Linked DNA regions of Homo sapiens: region 2 is linked to region 1. Evidence: read pairs that join two places in POLR2A ChIA-PET (ENCODE). Cell type or tissue: HCT116. All regions are shown on one strand. Links, peaks and the distances in the headings refer to the core of each region. The heading gives the core; the rest is flanking DNA.

Evidence for each region. ChIA-PET counts read pairs that join two places held together with the same protein. Peaks named below come from ENCODE experiments on the same cell type or tissue, not always from the same donor. Only the 100,000 strongest peaks of a DNase experiment are listed, where the experiment ranks them.
Region 2: POLR2A ChIA-PET joins it to region 1 with 5 read pairs; 1 of 35 experiments calls an interaction of 5 or more read pairs at or near these places.

What each region holds. Positions count from the first base shown.
Region 1 is chr15:89,969,054-89,973,896 of GRCh38, forward strand. No RefSeq gene overlaps it. Among named protein-coding and RNA genes, the nearest start is that of ZNF710, 30 kb to the right of the region's middle. In HCT116, for the core only: a CTCF peak has its summit at 2,684 (motif pointing left); a DNase peak (open chromatin) is centred at 2,648.
Region 2 is chr15:89,109,930-89,114,772 of GRCh38, forward strand. It overlaps ABHD2 (abhydrolase domain containing 2, acylglycerol lipase), which reads left to right. Exons shown (of 11, transcript NM_152924.5): 2 at 3,796-3,895. Among named protein-coding and RNA genes, the nearest start is that of ABHD2, 24 kb to the left of the region's middle. RefSeq lists enhancers at 1,320-1,858, 2,932-3,061. In HCT116, for the core only: no CTCF peak of the experiment used is centred there; a DNase peak (open chromatin) is centred at 2,572; H3K4me3 peaks cover 516 bases; H3K27ac peaks cover 506 bases.

The DNA.
Region 1 (4,843 bases), core at 1,429-3,928:
GCAACTAAAATCAGAAATGGCTTAGGTGCAATCTCAGCACTTTGGGAGGCTGAGGTGGGAGGATTGCTTGAGCCCAGGAGTTTGAGACCAGTCTGAGCAACATGGCGAGACCCTGTCTCTATCTAATCTAATAGATAGAGTCTCATCTCATCAGGAGGCTGAGGCAGGAGGATCCCTTGAGCCCAGGAGGTTGAGGCTGCAGTGCGCCATGATATCGCCACTGCACTCCAGCCTGAGCAATAGAGTGAGACCCTATCTCAAAAAATAAAACAAAATAAATAAAATAAAATCAGAAATGAAGACAATAAATGGTGCTGGGAAAACTATTTTCATATGCAGAAGAACAAAATCGGATCCTTATCATACACCATACATAACAATCAAATCGAAATGGATGAAAGACCTAAATGTAAAACTTGAAACCATAAATCTCCTAGATAAGAACACAGGGGAAAAGCTCCTTGACATTGGTCTTGGCAATTATTTTTTAATATAATACCAAGAGGTCAAGCTATAAAAGCAAAAATAAATAATGGAACTAGATTAAAGAAAAAACCTTTTGCACAGCAAAGAAGACAAAATGGGAAGCAGTCTATGGACTGAGAAAAATCTTTGCAAACCATGTATCTGATAATGGAATTAGTATTCAAAATATATAAAGAACTGTTACAACTCGGCCTGGCACAGTGGCTCACTCCTGTAATCCCAGCACTTCAGGAGTTTGAGACAAGCCTGGCCAACAGGGTAAAACTAGGTCTCTACAAAAAATACAAAAATTAGCCAGGCATGGTGGCGGGCACCTGTAATCCCAGCTACTCGGAAGGCTGAGGCAGGAGAATCCCTCGAACCCAGCAGGCAGAGGTTGCAGTGAGCCAAGATCGCACCACTGTACTCCAGCCTGGGCGAGAGAGCAAAAACTCCATCTCAAAAAGAAAAAAAAAATGACTGGGCACGGTGGCTCACGCCTGTAATCCCAGCACTTTGGGAGGTCGAGACGAGTGGATCACCTGAGGTCAGGAGTTTGAGACCAGTCTGGCCAATCTTTGTGAAACCCCACCTCTACTAAAAATAGAAAAATTAGCCGGGTGTGGTGGCGGGCTCTTGTAATCCCAGCTACTCGGAGGGCTGAGGCAGGAGAATCATTTGAACCCAGGAGGCGGAGGTTGCAGTGAGCCAAGATTGCGCCACTGCACTCCAGGCTGGGTGACAGAGCGAGACTCTGTCTCAAAACAAAACAAAACAACAACAACAACAACAAACTCTTACAACTCAGTGACAGAAAAGCAAGTAACTCGATTTGCCAAAGCACTTGAACAGACATTTCCTCAAGAAAGACATAAAAATGGCCAACAGGTATATAAAAAGGTGCTTACATCACTAATCATCCAGCAAGTGAAAATCAAAACCTCTATGAGAGGCCGGGCGTGGTGGCTCACACCTGTAATCCCAGCACTTTGGGAGGCCAAGGCAGATGTATCACCTGAGGTCAGGAGTTCGAGACCAGCGTGGCCAACATGGCGAAACCCCGTCTCTACTAAAAATACAAAAATTAGTCAGGCATGATGGTGGGTGCCTGTAATCCCAGCTACTCAGGAGGCTGAGGCAGGAGAATCACTTGAACCCGGGAGGTAAAGGTTGCAGTGAGCCGACACCATGCCATTGCATTCCAGCCTGGGTGACAGGAGAGAAACTCCGTCTGCAAAAAAAAAAAAAAATTGTTTAGATGGTAAATTTTACATTAAAAATGATTACAATGGTAAAAAAGTAATAAAAGCATTGTTACCACTAAAATAATGTTTAACCAAGCAAAAAAAAAAAAAAAAAGACATTAAAAAAAAACCCCAGGTGATTCCGAAGTGCCCCAGGTTTGGAAACACAGTTACATGATGATCCTGGATGACTTCCAAGAAGAAGAGGAGCTTTGAGCTGAGCTGTAAAGGGCAGAAACGTTTTGGCTGGGAGAAGGGAAGGGGGAAGTTACAAAGGAAGGAATGAGTTCAGTAGCAGCAGCGACATCACAAACATTTAACATACTATAAGTGCCTATTATATGCCAGGCGTGTGGTTCACATGTGTTCTCTTGTTTAAGCCACACGACGGTAACTCTAGGAGGTGGGCACTACTGGTGCCATTTTATGGAATAGAAACTGGGTGGCAGTTTGGGGCAGCCAGAGAGGGAGACCAGCCTGCCTATGTAGAGACGATGCAGATTGGAACAGAGAAGGCAAATTACCAAAGGCCTTGACACCAGTCAGAAAAGTCCACCTGATACCATGGACATGGGGTCGTTACAGGTTCTTGAGTAAAAGAGTGGTGCGATTTGAGAGGTGTTTTCAGCAAGTGAATCTAGCAGCAGTGTGCAGGAAAGTTCTGGCTGAACCCATGTGCCCTACACCAGAGTGGAAGCCCAATCCTTGCAAAATGGGCAACAAACAGATGTGCAAGTTGGGAATCAAAGGAAATTCACTCCTGAAGCAGGTGCCCCATTCTCCCTCTCCCCCACCTGACCCCAACACGCCCAGGTCTGTCCTCTGAGTGGCTCACACCCTGAAGAAGCAGGTCTTCTGGTGCCTGCCCTGCTCTGGCTGAGCAAAACCAGGTGGGACAGAGCTGTGTTCTGCAATTTGGAGGCTGGGACTGTAGGGGCATGGTTGACGTGTCTTGTCCCTGTGAGCGCTCTCTGCTGGAGGATCCCGGCCTGGCAGGAGTCTGCAGGCTCTGGGCACTGGGCCCAGACGGCTTTCATTTTTTATTAGTGATGGGGTGTCTTTCAGACTCCTGGAGATATTAATTACAGCCTGTTGTATAACAAGCTATGGTTTCACAGAGGACAGAGCTCACTGTCTCAAAGGCCTCTGGTCCCTGAGTTATTGGACTTCAACAGGAATTTCTAAAAAAAATTGACTTCCCCTTTTTTTTGAGACAGGGTCTCCCTCTGTTGCCCAGGCTGGAGTGCAGTGGCATGATCTGAGCTCACTGCACCCTCTGCCTCCCGGGTTCAAGAAATTCTCATGCCTCAGCCTCCTGAGAGTACCTGGGATTACAGGCATGTGCCATCACACCCAGCTAAATTGTATATTTTTAGTAGAGACGGGGTTTCACCATGTTGGCTAGGCTGGTCTCGAACTCCTGGCATTGAGTGATCCACCCACCTCGGCCTAAAAACGGATTCTCAAGGATGCTGGGTTCCTTCCTTCTTCTGAGGCTCAGCAGAAGCCGTCAGTCCCCAAGCTTCCTCAGGAGGGCCCATGGGGCAGAACCCTGCAGTTCCTGTGGGTTATGCTGGAAGCTGTTTCTTAAGAATGAAGAATTCAGGCAAGTGTGGTGGCTCATGCCTGTAATCCTAACACTTTGGGAGGCTGTGGCAGGAGGAGGGCTTGAGCCCAGGAGTTTGAGATCAGTCTGGACAACATAGGAAGACCCCATTGCTACAAAAAAAAAAAAGTTAAAATAAAAAAGAATGGAGAATTCTGGAAATCAGATCTAGAAGCTGGACACAGATGGCCCTAACAGGGCAGTAGATTCCTGTTCCAATAAAGAAAGGTAGTGATGTCTAATGTTACAGAATTGTTCAAAGAAGGGCCTCAGTCTCGTACCAGGAATATCAGAATGGGTTTATGCATTGAACTGTGGGGTTTACAAACTTCTTTCAGGGGCAAATCCCTGGAACTCTGCCCACTGGGCCTTCCTGACACTGAGGCAGCTCTGCTGAGCCCAGGATTCCTGGGGCCACACCGCAAGCCCTGCCTAATGTCCTTTCCAACCTAGAGAACCCATACTCTGCCATTCTAAGCCAATTAAATATTATTAAATGAAGATAAGTCATTTGAAAATCAGACACTCCCTTAGTGGATCAAATGTTCATTTCTGAATGAACCCAGACTGCATTCAGGTATTCCTGAGTTTCTAATTTGTTTCTCCTATTTAATAATTAAATAAAACTCATGGAGATTGAAAACATGTCCAGGACCATGCTAAGTGCTTTAAACATGTTTCTTTTTAATCCTCACAATAACATTCTCATCCTCAAGAATTAAGGGAGGCTGGAGAGTTTATAAGTGACCTGCCCAAGGTCTCCCAGTCGCAGGCCAGGATTCAGGTTCAGGTCATCTAGACTGTCTGCCTTTCTGCCACCTCACTTCTGCCCATTTAACAGCCCTACCCCAACCACCTCCTCCATCAGGGAGGCCAGCCCATGCCAAACTCTGTGTTGCTACCCTCCCTGCTCTGTTCCTACCCTGTCCGTCCTTCAGGGCATGAAACAGACACAGGAAAAGTACATTGAAAATGTGTCATGTGGCCAGGTGCAGTGGCTCATGCCTGTAATCCCAGCACTTTGGGAGGCTAAGGCGGGAGAATCATTTGAGTCCAGGAGTTTGAGACCAGCCTGGGCAATGCAGTGAGACCCAGTCTTAAATTAAAAATTATTTTAATTATTTTAAATTTTATTTTTAAAAAGATATAAAATATTTTAAATTTTTAAAAAAGGAAATATGTCATGTATATTGTAAAGCTGCAGGACCCAAACCATAGATCCTTAAGGCTATCTAAGGCCAGAAGAGGATTCTAGACAGTTTTCTGTTTTTGTTTGTTTGTTTGTTTGTTTGTTTGTTTTTGAGACTGAGTCTTGCTCTTGTTGCCCAGGCTGGAGTACAATGGCACGATCTCGGCTCACGGCAGCCCCTGCCTCCCAGGTTCAAGTGATTCTCCTGCCTCAGTCTCCCGAGTAGCTGGGATTACAGGCATGCGCCACCACACCTGGCTAATTTTTTTTTGTTTTTGTATTTTTAGTAGAGACAGGGTTTCACCAAGTTGGCCAGGCTGGTCTCAAACTCCTGACCTC
Region 2 (4,843 bases), core at 1,500-3,999, 860 kb before region 1:
GTATTTGCATATAACCTATGCATATCCTCCTATATACATTAAATCATCTCTAGATTACTTATAATACCTATTACAAAGTAAATGATGTAAATAATTTAAATACTGTATTGCTTTTATTTAAATTTTTCTTTTTATACTATCTTTTCTCTTATTTTCTTTTTTTTTATTTTTTAAGACGGACTCTCACTCTGTTGCCCAGGCTGGAGTGTGGTAGTGTGGCAACCTCCACCTCTCAGGTTCAAGTGATTCTCCTGCCTCAGCCTGGGATTACAGGCACGTGCCACCATACCTGGCTAATTTTTTTGTATTTTTGGTAGAGATGGGGTCTCCCCATATTGGCCAGGCTCATCTTGAACTCCTGGTCTCAAGTGATCCGCCCGCCTCGGCCTGCAAAGTGCTAGGATTACAGGCGTGAGTCCCCTGCACCCGGCCTTATTGTCTTTTTTTTCAAAAATTTTCATCTGATTGGTTGAACCTGCAGTTAAGGAGGAACAACTGTACTTCATTCGCTAAGGCTGGGTTCTAGATCTAGCTGCTCCATGAGGACTTCCTTGCTTAATTTTTTTTTTTCTGGACTGATTTTTATCTAAGCTTCTAAAGTACAGATAGCCTTAACATAAATTTCTTTTCTCCCTGGTTAAAATGAGAATTTACTTAACTGCCAACCTTCACAGTGCTAGGTGCACAGGAGGTAGTCAGGTACTTAATTAAGCCTGCTGAAACTCCAGGGAGTACCCCCAGGGACATGCAGAACTGACCTGTACCTCAGGACTTCAGGTTGAAACCTTGGATCGAGGCTGTGTAGTTGGACCACAATAATTATAAATCTCTCATAGAATTGCCTTCCCTGAATTGAATTGAATTTTAAAACCTTGGCATTTTTTGAGGGTTGAGGAAATTAATTCTCTACTGCATTTGCTATTTAAAAAAAGTTGTGGGAGGACATTGTCTGTCACATCACTCAAGGTCCCCTTACATAAAGTCCCACATTTTTTTTAAATAATTCTGTGCCAGATAAGCCCTGTTTCCACAGAGTTTCTCTTATGCCACTGGGCGTAAGAGCACAATATATGTTAGCTCTCTTTCCATTTTGGAAACCATAGGTCTGACTGGGTTTCCCTTTTCCCCCTGACAGTCAGAAAGCTCAGATAAATTAATTAAAGCATAATCACATGCATTAAAGCTTTATCACATATATAATTGTTGTGTATGTTGACATACATATTTTCCTTTCCAGTGTTTTAAAATTTCTCCTTAGATTTTCTTAGTTGCTATTTTAAAGCTTTGTTCTAATAATAAAAATGTTTGTAGTCATTATGAATTTTGGGAAATAGAAAAAAAGAAGTCGCCAATACTCTTATAACGCAGTGATTTTAGCATTCATAAAGATTTGAATATATAATTTTCCTTCTATATCTTTAGAAATTGCCAAGTAAAACAGTCTAGAAGTCACAGTGGCTTCAACTGCTCATTCTCTCATGTAAAAGAAGTCCTGAGATAGGCAGTCTAGATCTGATATGGTGGCTCCATTAAGTTGTCAAGAATTCAGATTTCTGTCTCTCTGCCCTGCTGTCATCTTAATGGGGCTCCTAGAGAGACTTCAAGGTCACTTCATGGCCCAAGAGGGCTGTTAGAGTTGCAGCCATGTTTTCTGCATTCCAGGGATGCAAGAAGGGAAAAGGGCAGACAAAGGGTGAACTCCCTGCCCTCTAAGGAGCTTTCCCAAAAATTAGATCTACCCCTCCAGAGCTGACCAGAATTTAGTTACATGGACTCACCTAGCTAAGGGAAGCCAGAAAGCATTCACCAGTCTTATACATTTCCATATCTTTCCCTATGCATATAGATTCAGTAAGGGTGTTTTCTTGAAGCTGTCTCAAATAGTTTGTGGAAAGAGTTAAGGTATAAATAAACCTCAATGAAAATATCAATAAATAAAAGGCACTACATCTTGTTATCCTATCAGCATTGCCACTCTGCCTTTCCATCATTTTTTCTAGGGATTTTTTATTTATATATATATATATTGATTGTATATTTTTCAAATATTCAGTCAACACAGACCTTTTCAGGGCTAGAAGGGACCTTAGATGCTTTTCTCCAAAGGTTGCATATTCAGATGCTTACGGGGACCATTCAGGTACCATACATTATTAAAGCGGGCCAGGGATCAGTGTTGAGGTCACCACTAATAGGGAGTGGTGGGGACTGTGGCCACCTGGAGAGAGCTTGCTGGGTCTGAAGCGGGGCAGCCCTGCTCAGCTCTGTCCATTGTTGCCGTGTGAGAATGCTGGCCCTGTGTTGCCAAATCTTCTGATTTTGTTTCCAAGAGAAACCAGAAATCTAGATTTTTATCTGAAATCTCCTGGTGTTAATAATATGGCAATGAATAAATTAATTTTTTTTAAATGCCAGCTGAATGCAACACTGCCTGCCCCATGGGCTGCCAGTTTAGGATCTTTGATCTGGTCCATGCCCTGTTTTTCATTTGGCAGCCAAGCCTGTGGGGTCAGGTGGCCTGTGATGTGGCTGAAGACTTTGCTCTTCCGGCCCCACCTCACCACAGCCTGGTCCTCTATGACTAATTTGTCTCAGAATAGGGACAGATAATAATTGGAAGCTGGGCAAGACTGTTCTGAAGGTTAATTGATTCTTTCCTTCAATGGGCTTTGTTTTTCTTCTGAGGTCATTTTGGTGTGGTAGAATCAGAAAAAAGAAATTGGGCTTGAATCCCAGCTCTGCTGTTTACAGCTGTCTGACTTTGGGCAAGCCTCTGGTGTCTTGTGTGTGTCTCCTGCACCATCCATTTTCTTGCTTGCCTCTCTTTCTTTCTCACTTACCTGCCTTCAAGTAGCACAGCATGGTGATTAAGAGGAGGATCTCTTGGGCCAGATATGAAAGCTGGCTTTTCTACCCACCAGCTGTATGACACTGGGAAAGTAACTTAAACTTTCTATGTCTCAGTTACCTTGTCTATAAAATGGGGTAATAATAGCATCTACCTCATAGGGTACAGGAAGGATTAAATGAGCTACCATATGTCAAGTTTGAAGAGCAGAGCTTAGCACGTAGATAGTGCTGCATAAACATTGGGCTGTTTCCCCCATGTTCTCTCTTTTGCTTCTGCTGCTTTGGAAGCCATAGATCTTTTAGCAGCTTCTTGCACTAGGCTCAGCTCAGGTCCCCCATCTGACAGCAAGCACTTTTAGCTTCTGGCGCTTCTCAGCAGCCAGCCTCTGGCCATAGTCTGAACTCAGACCCTACAAGCAATGCAATCCCCTACCTTTTGCTTTTGGCCCTGTTCTGTTTCTGGTACTTTGTTTTTGAGCCCATCTGTGCCCTATTACTTTTCTCAGCTCATATTTTTTTCTGTCCCTGCTGTATGTTTGGAAGAGAACAAATAAGTCGACTGGCTGTGCTGTCTCGATCTCAAGCCTTGCTAAGTTATTTCATTGGTCACACAGAGATGTTACCTGTCCTGTTAGGCATTTCTGGAGATTATGTTGTGAGATAAAGGTTCAAAGCAGTGTGAATTGGCTTTAGCCAGAATTAGGAACACAGCAGAAAACTTGTCCTAGAAACCAGAGAGAGCCTGTCAGTCTTGGTGGATTCACAAAGCCTTCCCGCAGCAGGCTTGTTAAAAAGGCCAAACATTCAAGAGTGTGGCATACATGTTAATTAACAAAATTGTCTTTTCCCTAAAGACTTTAAATGCAGAGGAACTTGACTGTGCTTACGTTTCAATTAAACTGCTTCTTTTTCGTTCTTTAAAACATTACCATCCAATCTTTTTAGCTTTTAGGTTTGTTTGAATAAGAGATCTGACCTGACCGGCCCAACTGTACAACTCTTCAAGGAAAATTCGTATTTGCAGTGGGAAGAATAAGTAACATTGGTATGTATTGCTGAGACTCTTATTTTTGTTTCTCCTCCCCTTATGTTAGGAAGCAGTGAATAGAAGTGGGAAGGGAAGGACTGACTTGTTTAATTCAACAAGTCCACCCCAAACCAACAAGGAAACTGGTAGAAACTACTTGCTGCATTACCCTGTTCTGTTTCCAACAAAGGTGATGAGGAAGAACTTCTAGTTCAGTTCTGTATTACCAGCATATAGTCAGAGAATTTCTGGTGGATTTTAGTTTTGGTCCTCTAATAGAATGTGGAGACTTAAAAGCCTATATTAACAAGCTGCATCATCTTGGACATTTGTTTAGCCTTTGTTTGGCATCCGTGGCAGGGTTTGGACAAGGTGAGGAATGGCAGCCACAGGTTAAACCTATTGGGCATCTTAGTGCAGTGCTATGTACTTTTTTAGGCCACAGACCCTTTTTAGAGAATCTGATTAAAGCTGCGAACCCTCTGCCCAGAAAACTGCTCATGTGCACAAACTTTCACATGATTTCAGGGGGTTCTTAGACCGCAGGATCCCACAGGGAACCCACAGACCCCAAGTTAAGGATCCTTGTTTTAGGGGTTTATAGACAGCTTTCAGGGGATATGACCCCAGGAGTGAGGAGGAGTGTCACCAGAAGTTAAGTTTTTTTTGTTTTGTTTTTTGTTTTTGTTTTTTTGAGACGGCGTTTCGCTCTTGTCCCCAGGCTGGAGTGCAGTGGTGTGATCTTGGCTCACTGCAACCTATGCTTTCCGGGTTCAAGTGATCCTCCTGCCTCAGACTCCCAAGTAGCTGGGATTACAGGCATGTGCCACCACGCCCGGCAAATTTTTGTATTTTTGGTAGAGACAGGATTTCACCATGTTGGCCAGGGCTGGTCTCGAACTCCTGAGCTCAAGTGATCCACCCACTTTGGCCTCCCAAAGTGCATGATTACAGGCATGAGCCATG